Linked DNA regions of Homo sapiens: all the other regions are linked to region 1. Evidence: chromatin loops called from intact Hi-C (ENCODE). Cell type or tissue: A673. All regions are shown on one strand.

The links. Hi-C counts contacts between places; a loop is a spot of excess contacts. Peaks named below come from ENCODE experiments on the same cell type or tissue, not always from the same donor. Only the 100,000 strongest peaks of a DNase experiment are listed, where the experiment ranks them.
Region 2: it touches region 1 in a loop (2.7-fold over the local background); 8 of 110 quality-filtered maps call a loop at or near these places.
Region 3: it touches region 1 in a loop (6-fold over the local background); 3 of 110 quality-filtered maps call a loop at or near these places.

What each region holds. Positions count from the first base shown.
Region 1 is chr6:116,212,404-116,220,403 of GRCh38, forward strand. The region is part of intron 6 of NT5DC1 (5'-nucleotidase domain containing 1); the gene reads left to right. It also overlaps a transcript of COL10A1 not described here. Among named protein-coding and RNA genes, the nearest start is that of TSPYL4, 38 kb to the right of the region's middle. In A673, CTCF peaks have their summits at 4,785 (motif pointing right) and 5,898 (motif pointing right); a DNase peak (open chromatin) is centred at 4,808; H3K27ac peaks cover 565 bases.
Region 2 is chr6:116,842,593-116,850,592 of GRCh38, forward strand. No RefSeq gene overlaps it. Among named protein-coding and RNA genes, the nearest start is that of GPRC6A, 18 kb to the left of the region's middle. In A673, a CTCF peak has its summit at 4,865 (motif pointing left); a DNase peak (open chromatin) is centred at 4,829.
Region 3 is chr6:116,964,951-116,972,950 of GRCh38, forward strand. No RefSeq gene overlaps it. Among named protein-coding and RNA genes, the nearest start is that of RFX6, 92 kb to the left of the region's middle. In A673, CTCF peaks have their summits at 4,442 (motif pointing left), 4,644 and 7,204 (motif pointing right); DNase peaks (open chromatin) are centred at 4,441 and 7,211; H3K27me3 peaks cover 2,426 bases.

The DNA of each region.
Region 1 (8,000 bases):
ATTTATATAATACACTGTCTGGACATTGAACAAGTAATCCTTTGTGATTATAATCTTTATGTGTGTTCTGAAATGGATTGCTTCTAAGTGAAATACAACTCTGCATACTTTTGGCTTTATTAGTAAGAAAAGATATTTCTGAAGAAACTGAGGATATCTGAACTAAATTAATTAAGGAAACAGTGCACTCTTGTGATAAAATTTGATCTTTAAAATGCATATTCCTTTGAATACCAATCTAGTTTTTTAAGAAAAATCCAAAGTTTTTGAGTTGAGATTTAATGGGTGGCAGGGAGGCAGGGGAACAAACATCCCAGGATATTCATTTTTTACTGCTATAATCACTCTGTATTTCAGCAATTGATTATTATTTTCAGTTTCTAAGCATTTCATATTTGAACTAGATGAGAAGTGATAAGTATGTAGAATTTGCTTTAAATACTTGTTAATTTTGGATTTCTTTAAACTGTTTAAAACATTTATGCTGACAAAAGCTTTTCATGTATTTACATTTTGTAAATTTATATGCAGTAGAAACCTTTGAGTTATTTTTTGGAGGTGAAGAAAAACAATTTAGAGCCTGTTTACTTTTATTTCATCTGTTTCTAAAAGGATTTGTGAATATTTTATCTTGAATTGCATAGAGATAATAATTAAAATTGGGACTTTATTCCAAAGCATCTTGTTTAGATTATCTATTGCTCCATAGGATACCAACACACAAAACTCAGTATCATGTCACTTATGGATTCTGGGCTTAGTTGGGTGCTTCTAAACGTGGGGGTCTCTCCTGTGGTTGCAGTCAGATGTCAGTGGGGACAGTAGTCTTCTGAAGGCATGACTGGGCTGGATGTCCAAGGGGCTCACTATGTCTTGCAGTTGAAGCTTTTAGCTCAACACTCAGCTGGGGCTGGCAGTTGGAGCACCTACAACACAAATTCTTCATCTAACCTATTCCTCACAGCATCTCAGGTAGCCTCAGATTGGTTGCACATCTTACATGGCACATGACTTCCAACAGGTAAGGAGTCGAAGCTGCCAGGCCATTTAAGGGCTACACCTGGAACTAACACAGGGTCATTCGCACTGCATTCTATTGGTCAAAGCAGTAAAATAACCTCTCCAGATATAAAAGAATGGAACAATTAACTCCAACTCTAGACATATGAGGTGGGAGATATTGTTGTGTCCATCTTGGAAACTCAATCCACTTCACATCTTCTATAATGTTTTATATTCAATAAATTTAACATCTGTTCTATGTGTAGATCACATGTAGGAGAACATGAAAATGCCCCTTCAATTATAATGAGCTACTAAAAACTAATGCTACTTTGAGAAGTGCTGTAACAGGCACAGGATCCTGCCTATTTCACCTCTAGTGATAGGCTCCCTGCAAAAGGATCAGAAAGAGTTGTGTCTAGGTAAGTAGAAGGGGTGGAAGGGAATTCTTATTGGGGATTTTGTGCCAAGCACTATGAGATGGATACTTTACCCACACTACTTTTTTTTGTTTTTTAAGAGATGGGATATCTCTGTGTTGCCTAGGCTAGGCTCAAGTGATCCTCCCGCCTCACCTTCCCAAGTAGCTGGGACTATAGGCACACATCACTGTGCCTGGCTTTCTTCTCCATAATTTAATGAGATTTTATAGGTGAAGAAATTAAGAATTAAAATTTTTAAGTAAATTTCTCAAAAATCCTGATACTGTAAGTGGCAAACCACTTACAAACTTAGGATTCAAACTTAGGCCATTTGACTCCAAAGTGTGTGCTTTTTCTACTTTACATGCAAGAGTATTGCTCTCAAGGCTCAGAAATGAAAGTGAATGTCAAATAGTACACTGAAAAAACATAAAACAGTTCATCAGGTCTTTATTCTCATATATATCCTTCTTATAAAGGAAATAAAAATAAATTCTATTTTACTTAAAAAGATTTTTACTTAAAATGTTTTTAAACACAGACACAGATTTGAGCATTTTTATCAGATAACGTTAAATATGCATAATCTGGTTTTGCACTTCTAGCCGAAATAGTGAGGACCATGTTCTGCTAGGAGAAAAAAGGCTTTCAAAAAGCTGTCTGGTTTTATAGGGGTATTCTACTGAAGTAATTCTCAAAGTGTGGTTCTTGGACTGTCAGTTGACCTGAGAAATTGTTAGAAATGCACATCTTCAGGCCCCACCCCAAACCTACTGAATCAGAAACTCTAGGAGTATTTTTGAAAGCATTCTGGATAATTCTAATTTACCTTCATTTTGAGACCCACTACTCTACCAAAAGTCTGTTTTTGAAATATCATATTCAAAATGCAAAGACATTTTAGAGGAGGAGAAACACTGTGGAAATGGGTGTTCATTGTGGCTAAAGAGTTATCTGTGTTGTGCACATGTACCCTAAAACTTAAAGTATAATAAAAAAAAAAAGAGTTATCTGGCTGGACATCACCATGGAGGCATAGACTCAAGCAACTCTAAGATTAAACGGTCCTTTGAAGCTGCCTGTTTCACAGGTTTGTAAATGTCTGATTGGCCAGTGTGTATCTCTGGGGCTCCACCAGAGGTCTCTAGGGTGGGGGGCATAGGAATTGTTAACATCATCATTCTCTGGACACACTTTCTTGTGAAAAGTGTCATCCAGAATAGAACCCAGTTATCAAGGTTTAGTCTGAAAATGATTAAAAGAGTGGAAATTATTGCTTTCCTGGTTCTGAACATTGTACTGATATTAATGTAGCTCTACAATCTAATCACCTAATTGGATAATACGGAGCACATGAAGATAAGATGCCTAGGGTTATAAAGGAGGACACATGCTTCTTACCCAGCTTTCTGGAGCAGAAATATTTTTCCAGAAACATGATATCAAAAGTACATAGTAGTAACTAAATAAATTGCAAAACATGGTCTCCAAACTTTTTATTTTACTTTGTCTATACTGTGGAGCCTAAGCTGACTGTAAGCTCTATATTTTGAAGTTGCTGACAAACAACAGCTCCTCCAATGTTATGCCTGTATGGCTGAGCTTTCAACCTGGTAAGATTTCATCTCTCCCTATGAAATTGTACCTCACTGAGTCACCTTGTCGACTTTACAGCCTGTCCAGATATTATTGTATGTGATTCTGTCATCAGATCCATCTGCTGACCCTCCCAGCTGTCAGCGTCCTCATTAAAGGATTTGTTATATTTTGAATAAAACCAGGCAGACCTTCAAAAACCTCTCTCCACATTTACGTTGTCTGTCCAGTAACCATGTCGGAAAGAGGAAACTAGGTTCTTTTAGAATGATTCATTCTGATATCATAGGAGAAAAAATAGGTTGTAAACTGATGGCAACAGGGGAGTTGACTAGGCCAAGTGCAGACAATATGGCGTGGTGGGATTGTGGGTAAACTATTACAATACATATGTAATACTGTCCAAGGACATTAACATCCAAAAATTTTAAAATACTGCCGACCCAAAATCATATTTATAGACTGTATTCAGCACAGAGTCAGGCAGTTTGATGGCTTTGGAGAGATAAAGGAGTCTGTTTGGCTTGTCTATACTCATTTAAACTGTTCGAATAATTTTTCTTTCAAAGAATTCCATAATATACACTTTTTCCAGGAATCCTCCTTTCAAAGGAGGAATGAAATCCATCATTCTGTATTCACAATACTTAACTAAATCTAGAGTACCATGCTTAATTGGTATAGTGTAAGAGTAAACACTTTAAAGATCATCAACCACAATGACATTTAAGATAATTGGCAACAGTTATTATTTGTTGATTACCTAACATGTACAAGGCTATATGTTAGGTAATAAAGATACTATAAAATTCAAAAGTCCCTGCCCTCTGAGAGCCTGTGATTTCCAATGAAGCAGGCAAAATACACAGAAAATAATAGTAAGAATTCTGGTTTTTATATTTTATATTTTATATTTTAGGTCAACAAGTCTTAATCCTGGTAGCACATTAGGACTACCTGGGAAGCTTTAAAAAAAAAAATACCAATGTTGTGGCCCTACCCCAAAACAATTAAATCAGAATTTTTGGAGTAGGGCCGGGATATGCAAATTAAATTACAGATCTGGAAATCAGATACTGTTAAAATGTAAATTTTGTATATTATGTTTTTCTCTCATATTCTGTACTTCATTTCCCAGCTTTTATTTGAGAGACTTTCCAAGTATTATGTTTAGCATATAGATTTTCACTTTACACAATCTAGATATTCTAGATTTATTTATTTAATTATAAAATATTAGATATAAACCATATATTTTGTTATATAAACAGCAAATCTGTTTTAATACATTTTAATTTTATTTTTTGCCACCTATAAATAAACAAAATAAATTTATCTCTTTTATCCTCCAACAAATATTTCAGTGTCTCTTAGCAAAGAAGTTTCTTCTTTTAAGAAAATTAATTATATCATCTCTACAGCAAGTACATTTAAACAGTTCATCGCTAGGCATTTTAGCTGTTCACTAGCGTGCTCTTATATAACTTGTAAAGGTTGTAAATATTTAAATCTCTTCTAAATTATATTCTGCAATGGAAACAACAGACCTTATTTGGAGGCTGACCATGGAAGTGTTAGCATCCTGGCATCTCTAGTCCCCTCGGACAGCAGCTTTGAAAATTCTGGCCAAAAATCATGCAAACAGTAGTGATACAGTTAACAAGAAAAAGCTTATTCAGTGATGATAGAAATAGTGATGTGGCACAATTGTCTGTTAAACTGAAAAAAACTGTTTTTAATATTCAGGTTGTACTATACTTTTTTACCACGAGAGGTCCCTATATCCTGTTTGGTGTATTCAGGCCATTTGATGTGCATATCAGACTGTTGCAACACTTTGGTATTATTTCTGTCACTCTACATTAACCAGTTTTTTTAACATAGGAGAGCTAAACTTTTATTCCTTAGAATCAGCTTATTAAAAGAATTTCCTTTAAATCTCATCTGGACCTAGAAAATATCAGCATCAAAGGATATAAGAGTGGTGGAAAAACCAGGAAAATAAGTTACATAAAGTGGCAGTGAAATAGAATTCCTTTGGAGGTTAAGTGAAAACACAGGCTTCTTTGTGAGTTAAGAACAAACAATACCACTCCTTTCCATCTTAGGTCTAAATTCCATTTTGTTCAATCAGTGTTAATTAGTATCATAATTAAACATGACTTTTTTCATAGGCTGCCTTAATCATACATGAATAATATTATTTTTATCACTTCAGTTTGGCTATATGGTACTAATCATACTCTTGCCTTGAATGTAAGGAAACATAAATGTTCCTGTGTCTGCTCCTGCACTAATTTAGGTATTCATATGTTGAATACTTGCTCCATGCCAAGCAGAAAGATATATTTCTTGCCTTTAGAAGTTTATAGTTTCTTTGGGGGATATAATTTAATAGACAATTATAATCCATTGTAGTATGTTTAACATAACTCTTCATTTGATTTAATACCTTGACTTATTTCAATAAAAAGATGTTTCTATTTGTATAATTATGTCTCCTATTCCTTTAATAATTGGAGGTTACAAGGGGGCAAAAATATTTTCTCCATGACAGTGATCTTTTGTAGTAAGAGCAACTCATAATCTACCATTGGGTATGTGTTTGTACAGGGCTTGTCTTTTTTAGTTTGTTCATTTCAGTCTGGCTTATGAACAAAACAAGGACATCTCTGTTATGACTTCAGAGAATAATTTTATCTGATTAAATTATTATATTGGTACTCTTTTGAATCAGACATTATTAATTGAGATACTAATGCAATTAACCTAGGTAAGAAATTTAAAATATTGTATTTAAATGCGTATGCCTTGTATTTTTATTCCTTTGGAAATGTTAACAGTAGCTTTTTAATGGTAATTTATATTTTGATCACTAGATGGCACTAAGCACATATAGCTAAGAAAAAATAATTTTTTCTCAAGTTTTCTGAAAGCAAGTCTATGTTTTCAGCATTACACACTATAAATTTTTTTCTTACGTAGCCCATAAAATTCTTCTTGCTACAAAAGCTTTGTTTTTCTAAGTGAAATAATCTCACATCTGACTCCCTTAGGTATAGTAAGTTACGAGAGAGACACAGCCTCTGAAATTAGCAGTCATCCACTCATCAAACTTCTCTATTCTTAGCCATTTAGATTTATTATTATCATCTGTTTCTTAAACTGACCTTTTCTTACTAGTACTTCCTCTTCCCTGGGAAACAGAGAATATATTTTAATTTTTTTAAAGGGCTATTATATAGCCTCTGGCATGTTAAAAATAGATCCTAGAGATTCACACACAGAAGTTCCTGTAGGGCAAAATATAAAAAGAGCAAAAACTTTGTTTTTGTTTTTGGTCTTCTAAATATTATTCTCATATTGCAAAATATTATTTCTTTTGTTAGTTTTGGTCTGGTTATGATATTCATGCAATATATTTTCTGAATCATGATGCTTTAAGTTGCAAATAATAAATAACCTTAATGTTTAAGCTATTACTAAATTGAGTTATTTTACACAACCAGAGGTTGTCCAGAAGTTGAATGGTACTTCCAGTGGTGGTTAGAGTTAGTCAGTGACTTAATCAGAAATCCAGTGGTGGCCAGGCACAGTGGCTCATGCCTGTAATCACAGCACTTTCAGAGGCCCGAGGTGGGAGGATCACTTGAGCCCAGGAGTTTAAGGCTGCAGTAAGTCATGATCGTGCCACACTGCACTCCAGTCTGGCCAACAGAGCGAGACCCTGTCTCAAAAACAGAAACAAAAGCAGAAACCCAGTGATGTCATCAGGGACCCAGGTTTGTTTCCTTTCATATGTCCACTCCGCCATCTCTGGTATATCAGACTCGTGCTTTGTGTTGATGATAACCGCTGCAGTTCTACATAGAATTTATAATCATGGGAAAGTCCAGTAGTAGAAGAGGGGATATTCCCCCCTTTATAGGTTTATTTTTATCAGTGGTATACATTACTTCAGGATCCTGCAGCAAAGTTCTCCTCAGGTCTCATTTGCCATGCCTGGGTCCCCAGCACTTCCTAAACAATTCAATGACAGGAGGAGGGAATAACTGTGATAGGTGTAGACTGATAGAGACCCTTGCCCTTCCTAGCATCACAGACCCCCTCAGAGGAAGATGAAACCCGAAACAATATCAGAGCACTCCCCAGCAAAGAGGGAGATGGATGTGGGGAGGCAGACCACAATATTTGCTACCGTTTTTTGTTTTTATTTGTTCGTTTTTGTTTCACTTAAAGACTCTTCTTCCTGGCCAGGCATGGTGGCTCATGCCTGTAATCCCAGCACTTTGGGAGGCAGAGTGGGCGGATTGTGAGGTCAAGAGATCAAGACCATTAGACCATTCTGGCAAACATGGTGAAACCCCGTCTCTACTAAAAATACAGAAGTTAGCTGGGCGTGGTGGCACACGCCTGTAGTCCCAGCTACTAGGGAGGCTAAGGCAGGAGAATCACTTGAACCCGGGAGGCGGAGGTTGCAGTTAGCCAGAGATCATGCCACTGCACTCCAGCTTGGTGACAGAGTGAGACTCTGTCTCAAAAAAAAAAAAAAAAAAAAAAACAACTCTTCTTCCTGATGTCCTGATATTCTTGAAATATAACTGCCAAGTATTTCAAGTGTTTCACACTGGAGAGAGTCACGGATGTATCCCATATCTAGCTATTGCAGACTCTATCATTCAGTACAAGCTGTTTAACCTTTTTTTTTTTTTTTTTTTTTTTGTCTATGCATGTGTCCTTTTCCTAACAATTAGAGAAAGTAAAATCTTGAATCCTTTTTATCTGCTTACTAGTTCTATCATGCTCTGAGAACAGTATGTGTTATGAATCTAGTAACATTTCAACTAAATCTGCAATTGCCTGCTAAGTACCCACAACTTTAAAGGCATTGGGTCAAGCACTATGGGTAAGTCTGGTCAGGACATCTGGAAACACTGCCACCATCTGCCCTGGAGCTCAGCCAGACCCCGTGGCCACTCT
Region 2 (8,000 bases), 630 kb after region 1:
CATTTTCCAACTTTTGAACTTTGTTACTATCTTTTAGTGTATTTTTACATTTAACTTTCATAGTTAGTTTATAACCATTATACTTTGCTTTAGTAAACAAAAGATGATGAAAGCATTTTCTCGTGATCATAAAGTAAGCAAAAAAAACCCCTAACTCCACTTTAAAAATCCTCCAGGAGATATAAGAAAAACAAAACATTAATGAGTTACAGAGTCAAAGAATGACAGAATGCTAGCAAAAGTCTTCTGATGACTTCCTAGTTTGGGTACCAGGAAAATCAAATAAAGCGTTTTATGTGAGCTACAAGAGGAAGAGACAAAGAATTAAAATCTCTAGGTTAGTTTTTCCAAACTGTTCCTTAAGATGTTAATAGTTGTCCTTTGATAAAAGAATTTTTATGTATGAATAAAATGTGAAACACTGGGTTGAATTAAGAACAGTGGTCAGATTATTTATTTATTTATTTTCTCTAGCGCTCTCACATCTCAGCCTTTATTTAGCCTAGAGAGACATAGCCTGCAGCATTTCCTAAACCTGGAAAATGGATGTGCTGCCACTGATTTTCCACTAGTTACTTTTGGTCTTCCCACATGCTTCCTCTCACAGAGCCATAATCATGATGGGTAAACCTTTTATAGTCCTAATTTCCAAAGTAGCTTCAAGTCCAGTCATTTATTACAGGGCACTAAGGGAGCATTTTAAAAAAACTGGTGTTTTATTGTTGATTTATATTTTAATAGCTAGAAAATATGATCTGATCTCATTATATACTGATAACAAGTATAAATCAGTACTGTATAATACTGATTTTTTTAAGCTGTTATTAAGACTTTCTTTGTGACATGGTCAATTTTTATAAACAGCCTATGTATGCTTAAAAAGGATGCAAATTCTCTATTTGTCAGTCTTAAAAATACATATCATGACGCTCCTAAATATTATTTATTCTTACTGTTTTTGCTCTTTTGCTTGAGCTATCAATCTCCCATGGTTAGATATATCCTACAAAGTATTCCTATCTAGAATAAACATTAAAAAAACTCTTATAAATCCATAAGGAAAAAGCATTCAACCCAGTAGGAAAATAGACAAAAGACTTTAAAGAAACTTCACATAAAAGGATATTCAAAGAACCAATAGACGTATGAAAAGAGGTGCAACTTCATTTACTGAAATAAAAGTTAAAACAACAAATACCAGTGCTTGATTCAGAATGGTTAAAATGAAAACGTACTGGGGCCAGGCATGGTGGCTCACACCTGTAATCCCAGCACTTTGGGAGGTTGAGGCGGGTGGATCACCTGAGGTCAGGAGTTCAAGACAAGCCTGGCCAACATGGTGAAACCCTGTCTCTACTAAAAACACAAAAATTAGCCAGATGTGGTGGCGGGCTCCTGTAATCCCAGTTACTCAGGAGGCTGAGGTGGGAGAATTGCTTGAACCCAGGAGGTGGAGGTTGCAGTGAACCAAGATCGTGCCACTGCGCTCCAGCCGGGGCAACAGAGGGAGACTCTGTCTCAAAAAAATAAAAAATAATAAAATAAAATAAGGAAGAAAAAGAAAAGAAAGAAAGAAAGAAAAACTGTTGGTAAGGATTCAAAGCAGCCAGATTTATCATTCACTCCTGGGGGAAATATAAATTACTACAACATTACAAAGCTGTTTGCCAGTATGTACTAACGTTAAACACATGCATACACCTATTACCCAGAAATTTCACTCCTAGGAAAGCCTCCCAACAGAAATATACATGTAACTTCACCAAAAGGCACTTATAATAATCTTTATAGTAGCTCAATTTGTGAGATGCAAAACTAGAAACAACTGCAATGTCCATCAACAGTAGAATGTAAACACAAATTTTGGTATATTCACCCATACTAACTATATCTAGATGCAACAATTGGATACAGCTCCCAAACATAATGCTGAAAAAAAGAAGCTAAACACAAAAGAATGCTTAGTATATTATTCCACTTATATAGAGTTAAAAAGCAATCAAAATCATCCTATAGTGTTAGAATTTGAGATAATGTTTACCCTTGAGTTCAAGTAACTGGAAACGGAACAAGGGGATTCTGGAATGCTGATGATCTGTTTCTCAGTCTGGGTGCCAGGTACAGAATTTGATAAATGAAAATTAATTGAACTGTGCACTTACAGTTTCTTTACATTTATGCAGGTATATCATATGTATAAAAACTATGTTAAAATAAAGCTATCCACTAATGGGGATTTGTTAATGTCATTTTGAAATTTGGCCAGTTTTGCTGTATATATTTCAAGCTACATTACTAGGTGTACATATACATGTTTATGATAGTTACATTCTCTTCGTGGGTTTTTCATTTTATCCCTAGTATCATGTTTTGTCTTAAATCCTATTTTGTCTGATACTAAAATTATACTGCCAGCTTTCTTCTGGCTAGCACTTACCTGGTATATATTACTCCATAATTTTTTGACTTTTGTGTTCCATTTTGTTTTAGGATTGTCTTGTAAGCACATACAGTTAAGAGTTTTTTAAAAAAAATCTACCTGATTTCAAAATTCTCTGATTTTAATAGGTAAATTAATCCATTTACCTGTAGTGTGATTCCTACTACATTTGAAGTTACTTCCATCTCTTCTTTTCCTTTGCTTGCCACCCTCCTTTACTGCCTCATACTGAAATGATAAAGTTTTCTTTATTTTTTCACTTTTACTCGTTGGTGTGAAAGCTATCAATTGCATATTGAAGATAAGTTTATCATTAGTCTTTCTGGTTTCTTTGTAGCTAAACAGTGTTTCTCTCAGGTTACACTTCATATTTTCCATTCATCTTATTTTCCATTTTTACTATGTTATGCTGAACTGGGGATGTATTTAACTATTTTTATTGTGGTGTGATATATGTACAGGTAACAGCACAACATCTTGATTAATTTTTACAAATTAAGCATATGTATACCTACACTGACATCAAGATACAGAATATTGCCATCACTCTAGAAGACTCCCTAAGCCTACTGCCAGTCATTACCTTCCAGTAAGGATAGCTACTCTTCTGACTTTTATCACATAGAGTTTTATCTGGATTTAAATTACATATAAATAGACTCATACAGCATTTGGTTTCTTTTGCTTAGCAATATGCTTATGAGGTTTATCCATTTTGTCATATAAACTGTAATTAATTTTTTTCAGTGCTGTATAGAATTCCATTGTAAAAATATATCACATTAATTTATCCATTCTACTATTGGCTGATATTTGGATTGTTCCTAGATTGGGATACTAAAAAAATCATCCTATGAATATTCTTGTAATATATTTTGGTAAATATACGTGTATTTTTACAACATATTTTCAAGGGATAAAATTTAATTGATGGGTCAAAAGGTAAATGTATGTTTAGCTTCAGTAGAAAGTGCTAATTGGTTTTCAACATAGTTGTATAAATTTTCAGTCTCTGTAGTAATGTATGAGAGTCCCAATTGTTTCTTTTCCTTTTTATACTTGGTATCATCATCTTTTTCATTTTAGCCATTTTAGTGGATGTCTCATAAGCTTAATGTGCATTTTACTGGTGAACAAAGTATTGAACAACTTTCTAAATGCTGATTAGCCATTTGGAAATATTTTTCATGAAGTGCCTTTTCTAAGTGTTTTTACCTTAAAAACAGAGTTTGTCTCTTTTTCTCATCAACTTAAAGGAGACTTTTATAATTTTGGATGCAAGTTCTTCATTAGACACATGTATTAAAAATATTTTCTAGCACTCTGTATCTTGTTTTTTCAGATTCCTTTCCATTGTTATTCCCTAAAGCATCAGGGAAAAACAGTGTACCTTTAGGTGAGAATGACTTGTCCAAGAACATAACTTCACAGATAAGTTAGGAAAACATAGTTCTTTTGTTGCTAAACTGGCAACTTCCATAAATGCTAGCAAAACTTCACAATGAGACTGAAGCTGCATTTCAAGAGGGGTGAGCAAATGCTATAGTTTTGGCACTGAGGGAGATATTTGCTAGTTTCACTTGATCCCTAGGCTCCTGAGTTAGAATTGACTCCTAGGACAAAATGTACGCTGGCCATCAATTGGATACCTTAAATTGAGGTATGTTTAGCTTTAGTAGAAAGTGCTAAACCAGCAATGCACGTTTTTAAGTTAGTTCTTCCTTTAAAACTTAGAAAATGAATTTTGATATTAGGCAGATGAGCATCAAAACATGAGTTAGCCAAGGCTAGGCTCAAATTCTGTCTTTATCACTTACTAGTCAAATGAACGCAGTCAAGTAACTTAATTTGTCAGTTCCCTTATCTGTAAAATATAGTTGATAATGCTGACCTCCTAGAGCTGCTATGAAGATTAAATGAGGCCTAGTATGGAAAACACCTGTTTTAGCACCAGATATCCGTCAGTAGCTGCTTAATAACTTTATTAATAGTAGGAGAATAAGTAGAATCAGCCTCTCCCTCATACTTGAAGTGTGCGGGTGAGGCACTTATCCATCATTTGTAATCTGTAGTTCACTTTGAAAGCATTGAGTCCAAAGTTTAGATGAGATTTAAAGCCCCCTAAGCAGCTCAGAAGCAAAACGCTGAAGTGTTGACCCTGTGTGGTGAGAGGACCTCCCTCCAAAAGTTCTAGATTTCACATTCTAGGCTGAATCCAATCATTTTTACAGTTATTTTGAAACATTTAAAAAGTTATTTATTATATTTGAAAAAATTTTCTATTAAAAAAGAGATTATATAATAGGACAGATGTTTGCTCACATGCCCACATTTTTTTCCTTGTTGTTAGGAACAAGGCTTGTGAAAATCTAGAAAAATATTATTCAACATCCCCACCTACTGGTAACTTGAAATAATATATTCCATTTTCTAGCACTCTGTGCTTCTACATAGCCACTTGGTGAACCCCTTCACCTCCCTTCAGTATTTGCTCAAACATCACCTTCTCAACGAGGCCTACACTGATGACCTTCATTAACACTATTATCCTGGCCTCCTGGTATTCCCACCCCCAAGCACTCTTGATCCCACTTATCCTGTATAATTTTGACTTTATTCCATATTCATGTCCTTTTAACCTGTTGTATAATTTATTCATTCATAATATTATCTAATTGTCTTGGCTAAAATATCAGCTCCCCAAAGGCCAGATTTTTTTCTGTTTTGTTCAATGAATCCCAAGTGCCTGACACATACTAAGTGCTCAGCAATATTTGTTGAATATTTGAATAACTGCATTTACCTTGAACTAATAAGGTTGCATTATCACTCCTGAGCAGATATGGGGCCTCGAGAAGTAAGTTTACTTCAGTTTTAGAGAAAAATATGTTCAACCTTAGCTCACCTGAATTCTATAAATGTGAAATTTCTTCTTTGCTGTATTCATTTGGACCAGACATTCTAATCAAGTCATTGAATCCTGAGAACAAAAGAATTTTCTAAACAAAATACAGTCACCATCATTGTCATTATTGTCATTGTCATCAACATCATCATCTTTGTGACTGCTTGTAAACCCAAATTGAAAGGCAAGAATAAATTTCACCAGTCCAATTTTTGGAGTGAGACAATAGACAAAGCATTGTTTCAGCTTATTTTCATTCATTAATTTTGTAACAGTTCTCCTTTTTGAGCCTGATATAGTTTAAATATTTGTCCCCACCCAAATCTCATGCTTAATTGTAATCCCCAATGCTGGATGTGGGGTCTGGTGGGAGATGTTTGGATCATTGGGATGGATCTCTCATGTCTTGGTGCTGTCTTTGTGATAGTGAGTTCTTGCAAGACCTGGTCATTTAAAAGAGTGTGGCACCTCCCCCTGCTCCACTCTCTCTTCTTGCTTCTGCTTTTGCCATGTGACATTCCTGCTCCCCCTTTGTCTTCCACCATGATTATAAGCTTCCTGAGTCCTCTTTAGAAGCTGAGCAGATGCCAGCACCATGCTTCCTGTGAAGCCTGCAGAACCTTGAGCCAATTAAACCTAATTTCTTTATAAATTACCCTGTCTCTGGTATGTCTTTATAGCAGTGCAAGAACAGCCTGACACAGAGCCCAATTAAGTTTCCTTCTTTTTCTAGTCTGCTGAGTGCTTTTACATGAGTGGTTGGTGAATTATGTCAAATGCCTTTTCTATGTTTATTGAGGTGCTGATTTTTCTTTATTGTATTAATGTAATACATTATATTGATTAATTTTAGAAAATTATGGTATTCTTGCTTTCCTGGAATAACCCCCTTTGCATAATGTATTATCTTTTTAATATATTGTTGAATCTATTTTGTTGAGATATTTTGCATCTATGCTTATAAGTGATATTCTGTAATTTGCTTTTCTTGTAATGTCTTTGTCAGTTTTTGACAGGTGGGTTATGCTGATGTCATAAAATGAGTTGGAAAGTGATATGGTTTGGTTCTGTGTCCCCACCCAAATCTTGTGTCAAATTGTAATCCCCACGTGTCATGGGAGAGACCTGGTAGGAGGTGATTGGATCTTACAAGAACGAGAGTTCTTACAAGATCTGATGGTTTAAAAGTGTGTGGTAGTTCCCTCCTTGCTCTCTCTCTCCTTCTATGCCATGGCAAGATGTGCCTTGCTTCCCCTTTGCCATGATTGTAAGTTTCCTGAGGCTTAGAAATTTCTCCCAGTCATGCGTCCTGTTAAACCTGCAGAACTGTGAGTCAATTAAACCTCTTTTCTTCATGAATTACCTAGACTCAGGTAGTTCTTTATAGCAGTGTGATAATGAACTAATACATAAAATTGGTACTGGGAGTGGGGCACTGCTACAAAGGCAACTGAAAATGTGGAACAGCTTTGGAGCTGGGTAATGGTACAGGTTGGAATAGTTTGGAAGGCTCAAAAGAAGACAGGAAAGTATGGGAAAATTCAGAAATTTCTAGAGACTTGTTGAATGGCTTTGACCAAAATGCTGATAGTGATATGGACAATGAAGTCCAGGCTTAGGTGGCCTCAGATGGAGATGAGGAACTTATTGGGAACTGGAATAAAGGTCACTCTTGCTATGCTTTAGCAAAGAGACTGGTGGCATTTTGCCCCTATACTAGATCTGTGGAACTTTGAACTTGAGAGGGATGATTTAGGGTATCCGGCTGTGATGGTTAATATTAAGTGTCAACTTGATGGGTTTGAAGGATGCAAAGTATTATTTCTGAGTGTGTCTGTGAGGGTGTTGCCAGAGGAAATTAACATTTGAGTCAGTGGACTGGGAGAGGAAGACTCCACTCTCAGTGTGGGTGGGCACTATCCAACTGGCTGCCTGCTTGGCTAGAAAAAGCAGGTGGAAGAAGGTGGAATAAGCTGGCTTACTGAGTCTTCCAGTTTTCATCTTTCTCTTATGCTGGATGTCTCCTGCCTTTGAACATCAGATTCCAGGTTCTTTGGCCTTTGGAGTCTTGGGCTGACACCAGTGGTTTGCCAGGGGCTCTCAGTCTGTGGCTGAAGGCTGCACTGTTGGCTTCCCTCCTTTTGAGGCTTTGGGACTCGGACTGAGCCACTACTGGCTTCCTTGCTCCTCAGCTTGCAGACAGCCTATTGTGGGACTTCACCATGTGATCATGTGAGTCAATTCTCCTTAATAAACTCTAGTTCGTATATACATATATCCTATTAGTTCTCTCCGTCTGGAGAACCCTGACTAATATACTGATGGAAGAAAACACTAAACAGCAAAGCATTCAAGCGTGACCTGGCTATTTTTAACAGCATACAGTTATATGGGTTCACAAAATGATGGACTGAAATTGGAACTTATGTTTTAAAGGAAAGCATAAAAGTTTGGAAAATTTGCAGCCTGACCATGTAGTAGAATATGAAAACCCATTTTCTGGAAAGAAATTAAAGCTGCTGGCTGCAGAAATTTGCATAAGTAAAGAAGAGCCAAAAGTTAATCACCAAGACAAGGGGGAAAATGTCTTCAGAACACTTCAGAGATCTTCATGGTACCCCCTCCCCTCACAGGCCTGGAGGCCTTAGGAGGAAA
Region 3 (8,000 bases), 750 kb after region 1:
TGATTTCCTACTTCCTACCAGGACCACGAAAGGATCCCCAACCCCAAATTATCTTACTTGTTGATGTCTGAAGATCTTAATTTAGTTTTAATATTCAAAATTCTCCGAGATAGAGATCAGTGTTCACTAAATACATCCTTCTTTTCTAAAAAATATGCTTTCCCTCCCATCATGGTTCAGCTTATTAAATTGGTAATTCATTCAACAAAAAATACATTGAAGGACTAGTTTAAGTAGTGTGGAGCAGCCATTCACACATATGAATTAGTATTACCACATTTATATCTTCATGGTCTTCATTTTTCTACCCTCTCTAAGGACAGATAAAGCTTTGTCAGTTTTGATCTTGCTCTTAAGACTGGCTTTTATGAATCACCCACTGGCTAATATCTTTCAGTGTTTTATATTGCTGCTTTTTTCAAACTTGTAATTTCAGACATGGTTTCAAGTTTCAGCAAGTTTTTTATTACATATATATGTATATATAAATACATTTGTACATAAAATATTTACATATGCACATACATAAAATATATTATACATATATGTAAGCATACATATACATATGTACTATAATGACATCTATTTTTTATAAATATCTTTGAAAGATAATAGAAAATTATTCTAAAACCTGTCCACTTCCTAGTCAAGATTGTCTGATTCAATTTTCTTTTCTTTTTTTTTTTTGAGACGGGGTCTCGCTCTGTCTCCCAGGCTGGAGTGTAGTGGCGCGATGTCGGCTCACTGCAAGCTCTGCCTCCTGGGTTCACGCCATTCTCCTGCCTCAGCCTCCCGAGTAGCTGGGACTACAGGCGCCTGTCACCACGCCCGGCTAATTTTTTGTATTTTTAGTAGAGACGGGGTTTCACCGTGTTAGCCAGGATGGTCTTCATTTCCTGACCTCGTGATTCTCCCACCTCGGCCTCCCAAAGTGCTGGGATTTACAGGCGTGAGCCACCACGCCCGGCCGTCTGATTCAATTTTCTTAAATGTTGATTACATTCGGTGTGAGGACACGCCCCGCTCAAGAACCCACACCCCAACAGTCACCATCACTGCATGTTTCTAATAGACACTTGGTTTTAGCAAAACAAAACCATCTGTCACGTTAAATTAAATGTTAATATGAATGGGTTGGTTTTTTAGTTCAGTTTATACAAAAATTGAAATTTCATTTTGTTTAATAAGGTTTGTATCTAGTTTTGTGGCCCTATGTATATAAGTAACATTATTTTAAGATCAAGTTCATACTGGGGGGGAGTTCTTGACAATATTTTTTATTCCTAATTTAAGTTTCAGAAACGCATCTCTATTGTTTTAATTATTTGCTTGCTACCCTTCACAAGACAGGTGGTTATATTCCAGTGATATAATTGAGGGGAAGGCGGGGGAAAAGTGGGGTTACTTAGAGAACTATAGTATCAAAACATCTCTGAATTTGAAGGAAAGAGAGATTATGTAGTTTCACAGGGTCTCTATTCTGAAAATTTCTATACTACAAGCATGCATATTTCTCTTTATTGCATTACACATTAATTGCATTCTATATAGAAATTAAGACGCATTATAATAATTTTTCTTTACAATGAAAAATCAATACCTGATTTTCTGTTGAAGTTCTTGTGTAAAGTAGAACTTTAAGAATAAAAAAAAAACCTGTTAAATCCAACTCCATCCCACATACATCTATATTAACAGATTTAAAACGACAACAACAAAGCCTGGAGAACTTGAATGGCTTATCATACAACTTGTTGGTAGCTTAATCAGAACCTACCTTTTCTATATCTTAGACTCAGACTGAGACAGGCCTGCTTATGACCTGTGCCTAGGGCACTTTACACTTCTCCTTCATCAACTCAGAGTCACTAAAATGACCAGTATTTGCCTTCCCCCACTGGACTCAGAGCTCTGTCAAGACAGGAACCTCTTATGCCGGATTCCTGATGTAGCCCAGTGTTGAGCACATATTTGGTGAGTAAGAGAGTGGGTACAGGGAAGGGCAAAGAAATGAAATGAATACAAGGAAGGAAGGAAGGAAGGAAGGAAGGAGGGAAGGAAGGGAGGGAGGGAAGGAAGGGAGGGAGGGAGGGAAGAAACAACGGAGAGATAGGGCAGGTCTGTAAACCTCGAATCTACTCTTTCTACTATAGCATGCTCCATGCAAAACCTTAAATCTACTGCTTTTTTTGGGATTTTCACTTGAGATTATAATGCTGTCATACCCAAAGGGCCATAAGAATTGAAGCTAGTTTAACATGATACCATAACTGAAGAAAACTTTATGAAGGTAAGACTATGCATATTTCACTAAAACTATATATCTAAGCCAAGCACAATGCCTAGCATGTAGCATGTGCTGAAAACATATTTATTGGATAAGTGTATACAGGCATTTTGAGAAGACGAGGGAAAAGTGTCACAGCCCACTCATACAAATCTGTGACGTCTTCAGCCAAGCAATTCATTTGTTTAGAAAATGAATCACAAGAAAATCAAACACATCCTCAGCAAATGGATTACAGGAAAACTATCTTTAATCCAATATTGCAAGATTAAAATTTACATTTATAAAGGATAATACAAATAGAGGGAAATAGAACGTGAATAAAATGAAATTAAATGCCTTAGTAAAACACTACAGAAAGAAACCTGTTTCCTCTAAAATAAAGATTGGACAGTTGGTAAACTCAAAAGGTACAATGATCTCTCCCAACTGAACCAAGTACAGAGAAACTGCCCTAAGAATGAATGACCACTCTTAACCACCTGTATTGCAGAAAATCATATGCAGATGTTGCAAACTAAGCAAGAGCAATGAAAAAAAAATCAGTGGGAAGAGCAAGCAATGGGTGAGTCTGGGGAAGCAGTCAGGGAATGTTGTGGTGGGTTAGTGGTAGGATGAAAGATCTCAGTTATGGTAGCATGGAGTGGCAAAGAGAGAGTCCAGGCTTTGCAGCTGAATAGATTTGGATGGAACATTTCCCATCTATGTGATTTTGGATAAATTATCTTCTTTGAGCTTTAGTTTTTTTATGCACAAATTGAGGACTATGATAATTGCATTAGAGTTATTATATAAATAGTTGCTGACTATTTACATAGTCATATGTATTGCATATGACTAATGCAGTAAGCACTCATCAACGGTATTTTATTATTATCATTATTATTTTACTATTACTATTTTTCTATTATTTTTATTATTATTTTACTATTATGATTATGATTGCCTCAGCATCAGGGATCTTTGAACATAAAGGGGAAAAATGGTAGCACTATTTCACTTTGATATTTCTAGCAAGCTCCTAGGTGATGCTGATGGGGCTAATCCATGGACCACACTTTGAAAAGCCAGGTTGAGCCCTTTTGGAATCTCTGGCCGTCCTCCATAACCACAGTTCAACAAGATCTCCAAGTGAGTCCTATGTAAACCAAAGTGTAAGAAGCACTAATGTAGGGTACAGATCTTCTGATGCAAGAATTCTTTCTACAAGAGAGACTGTGAGGACAAGTTTACTTTGTGCTAAACAATAACAATTATGTTAATGGAGGTACATCGTTTTGAGTTTTCTTCTCCTTGTGTCCTGCAGGAAGAAGGATCAGTTGAGGAGGCAGCTGATGTTACAGAAGAGCTGACCCTCACTCACTGTCACTGAGGCAGCTAAGCTTGACTCCCTTGCTTTTTATAGAATGAGGATTTGAAAACAGCTGGGCTGCTGTGTTCTTAGAGTGTTACTAGCTAGGCCAAAGTGGATCAGCTGTTACTAGGGTCCCTTTAAGCCTTTCTTGTTGTGGCTTGGTTCATTTTCAAAGGCAGCAAGTAGAAAAGGTGCCTAGTGCTTCTCCCTGTCCAATGCAGCTAATTGCCCCTCAGTTCTGAGCAAAAGGCATCCCTTGTGCTTTGATGCCTGAATGTATGGGAAGGTGCAACTGGTTTACTTGTCTGGGGCCTCTCTGGGAGAGATTTGTAGTCCCAAATTTATCATGGGGGTATGTAAAGGGACATGGGTTGGAAACAGCAGAGACTATTTTCCCGTCTGAATCTCTGTCCTTAATCGAAAGTAGAATGGTTTCTACCTCACTGTTGGTCAGGCTTTGAGGAAACAGAAATGGAGAAGTGGGAAAAGCTATGGGAGAATTAAATAAGGGGAGAAAATTCAAAGGAATTTTCTAGCTCCGAAGAGAAATTTAGACCACAAAAAGGAGAATCTTGGATTCATGCCCCCTGGCTGCATATTATCAGAATAATCTTTGTATTACAGTGGGGTAAGAACGAAACAGGTCTGCTATAGATACTCACTTATCAATCAGGAGTCAGAGTCTATAAAATAGAGGTGAAGTAAGAAACAGGTTAATAAGAGAACAGTATATCTACAATCTGTCTGGTTCAAATAGCCTCATCCTCTTTTGAGAAGCCAAATCTACGCTCACTACTCCCCCTGCTGGATCTACAAGAGTAGATTCCCAGATTCATAAACTGCAAATCATTCATTTAACCTGCTCTCTATGAATTAAGCACTTGCACTGAAGTACGCAATGCCATTTTGATGGAATGGGGAGAACAAGGCCAACTCTTATATTTCTGACTGTTTATATTGCTAGATAAAAAAGAAAATCCAGCATAACTTATTTTCCATAGGAAAGAAAAATAAAAGCAAAAGGTCCCAGCTGTAGACACCTTGATAGCATTGATATGTAAGTATTCCTAGAAATAATGAATAAGTATTCTGCATGTACTACAGCAGCAAGACTTGCGCAACTTCTCCTCCCCTTTCTCTTTCTGTAAATCTCACAGCAAGGACAGTGAGTGCTTCCTTCTTTCTCATTGCAAATGGAAATGCTCTCGGCATGCTGGCTTCAATGGCAAGTATTGCATTATTTTAAAAACTTTCAGAGAAAAACAGTAAGAATGATTGAACAGCTCACCACGGGCAGGTAAAATCTATTAAAAGCATTTTTATTCTTTATTTCTAAAATAGTTTGTCATAAACATCCCTCCTTAATTCCTCTTTCCATCTTAATCAGGAAGCTTTTATCATGGGATCATTTTAAAAATTTTATTGTGGATAATTTCAAACCTATACAAAAGTGAAAAAGATAGTACCACCCTCCACACACTCATCCACCCAGCTTCAACAGTTATTGACACAGGTCCAATCCTCAGTGTCTAACTTTCTCCTGTAGCATTATTTTCAAGTATATATCACACATATTATTTCATTAATAAATGTTCTAGTATGTATTCTAAAACATACTAGACTATTATTCATTAATTATATACAGATTAATATATATTTATATATACTGTTATTATATATTTATATATTTATATTAATATATAATATATATTTTATATTAATATATTATATTAATTAATATATAATATCTATTATATATAGTTCACTATATAGAATGAACATAACTATAATATTATTACTAGACTTAAAATTAACATTTCTTAATATAGAATATCCAGTAAGTGTTCAAATTCTAATGCCCTATGAATCATTGATTTTTCATAATTTGTTTGAATTAATTTCAAAGTAAGGTTCACAAATTGTGCCTCATTGATATGTATTTTAAGACATTTTAATCTACACATTTCTTCTCCAACTCTCTTTTCTTTGCAATTATTTTTGAGGAAGCCAGATTGTTTGTCCCATAGAATTTCCTTCTTCTGGATTTTACTGATTGCACCTCTGTATATTTTAATAAGTTTTTTTTTGTCCTCTGTATATTGGTATTTGAGCCTAGAGGCTTGCCAAATAGGTTGAATTTTTTAAGCAAGATTACTTTATAGGTAGTGGTGTGTTCGTCTATCAAGAGGTATCAAGAGTCTGATGATTACTCCTTTGTCCTGTTAGCAGCTGTTGATGCTCAATGCCTAAACAATTAATTCATTCATTGTGGGTTGGAAGATAATGATAGTAATGATATGCTAATTCAATAATTTCTTATGTACTTAATAACTGGACTATTCTACAGAAAAATACTTATGTTTGGTTACCCAGTGATATAGTTTGTGTAGGAAAGACAAGTTACTAATTTTTACCTTCTATTTACTAATTATCAAAATAATGAGGTGGTTCCCTAAAACCCTCCAAAAGTGACTAATTAATTTTGTTTCTAATCATGTGTCTTTAAATGACCTTTAAGGTCAGTTTTGGAATAGTTGGGTTTTGACACAATTCACAGGTTTCTACCAATTAATTATAAATTTGCTTTTCCATTATTCTTATTCCATTTTTTTCCCTTTTTTACAGTGATATGTATTTTCAACCTTTCATTTGGATAGGTATCTTTTTTCCTTCAGTGGGAAGTTACCTGTTCCTTCTCCCAAAGCCTTAAATATTTATTTCTATTTTTTCTCTCTCTCACCCAGTCTCAAACATAAACCTACTCATTCATGCATTCATTCATTTATTTGTTCATCCATTAAACAATGCCTGTGAGTGCTAACTATGTGCCAGGCATTGTCCTGAAACAGACAAAAATTCCTTTATTATTAAAATTATATTGCAATGGGGAGGACAGGAAACATACACAAGATAAAAAAGACCTCCCACTCCTGTTTTTAATGCCATCCTCCCATTTTTGTTCCCCTTTCTTCCCAACAGCATTGTCATCAGTTTTAAAGCCTTCTGAATTATAATAATGAATGAAGCTATTTTTTTTTGTTTGGAAGTTGGCAAGAAGTTGAGATGCAGGGGAATTGGAAGGAAAAGTTTTTTGTTTTTTTTTCTGCAGTTGTGAATGTATAATACTGTGTTTCTTTATGTCGGTATGTTTATACCTAGTTGTGCCTATGTAATAACTTGGCCAATGGCTAATCAGGGAGTTTGGGGGGTCAGAAGCCAGGTCCCTGAAAATGGTATTGCAGAACAGAAAGAGACCGGTGATCACTGGTGTGCTAGATACTCTGGGGACTGGGATACAATTTTTTTGGTATTGTTAATACTTTGTTTCTCTGCCTAAACTAGCATTTCTTAAAATGATGCATATTTGAATTTCCAGGAAAGCATAAGAACTACTAATGCCCAGGACGTAGATGAATACATCAGAGTTTCTGGGGGATGGGAATGGAGACTGTTCTAAAAGGTCCCCAGGTGATTCTAATGTGTAACCAGAAATGAAAATGTGAGGCTAAACTTTCTGTTAAGTAATGACCAAATAAAGCAAGTTCTTCAATACTGTCATTAGAGGGCAGCACTGCCCCAAAAATTCAAAAATCTGACCTGTCATCCATGTCTCATTGCACTAGTTTGATAGACATTTTTTTGCATTTTAAATTAAATATCCTACTTTTATAAAACTGTACTTGGGTTCCAGAATTATCTAAGCTTTAATTGTACTTTATAATTCTATTAATTTTAAAGTAATAAAAATTTAAACTTTTAAAGTAGTTCTGATTATAACAGCAATTTCAACAAATTCAGGTCATTTCAAACTACATTAAAATTTATTTCAGTATTTATTTTAACTGATACATATCATTGCACATATTTATGGAGTACAGTATGATGTTTTGATACATGTATATATTGTGTAATGGTCAAATCAGGGTTTTCAGCATACTCATATATTTATCATTTTTGTGTGGTTAGAATATTTGAATTCATCTCTTATAGCTATTTTGAAATACAAAATATTTAACTACATTATTTTAAGCCAACATTATTTGAAACTACAGACGAACAACTCCAAAAACATTACCATAATAAATAACATTTCATTTTTGATGAAAATTGGGAGAAATATTTCAAGATTTGGCAAATAGTATTAATTTTTTAAAAAATAACATGAGTTGTCAGCATGATTGATTTCCAATCCTAGAGGTTCAAAGTGTACAAAGTTGGACAAGATCAGGAAATAATAGAAAGGAATGTATTTCATAAGCCTGTGTCAGTGTCTGAGAATAATTTGAAGATGTTTGCTGTACTGATTAGATTCGGCAGATGGGAGAATTCTTGAGTCAATAACCCAGCCTGATTTTATAC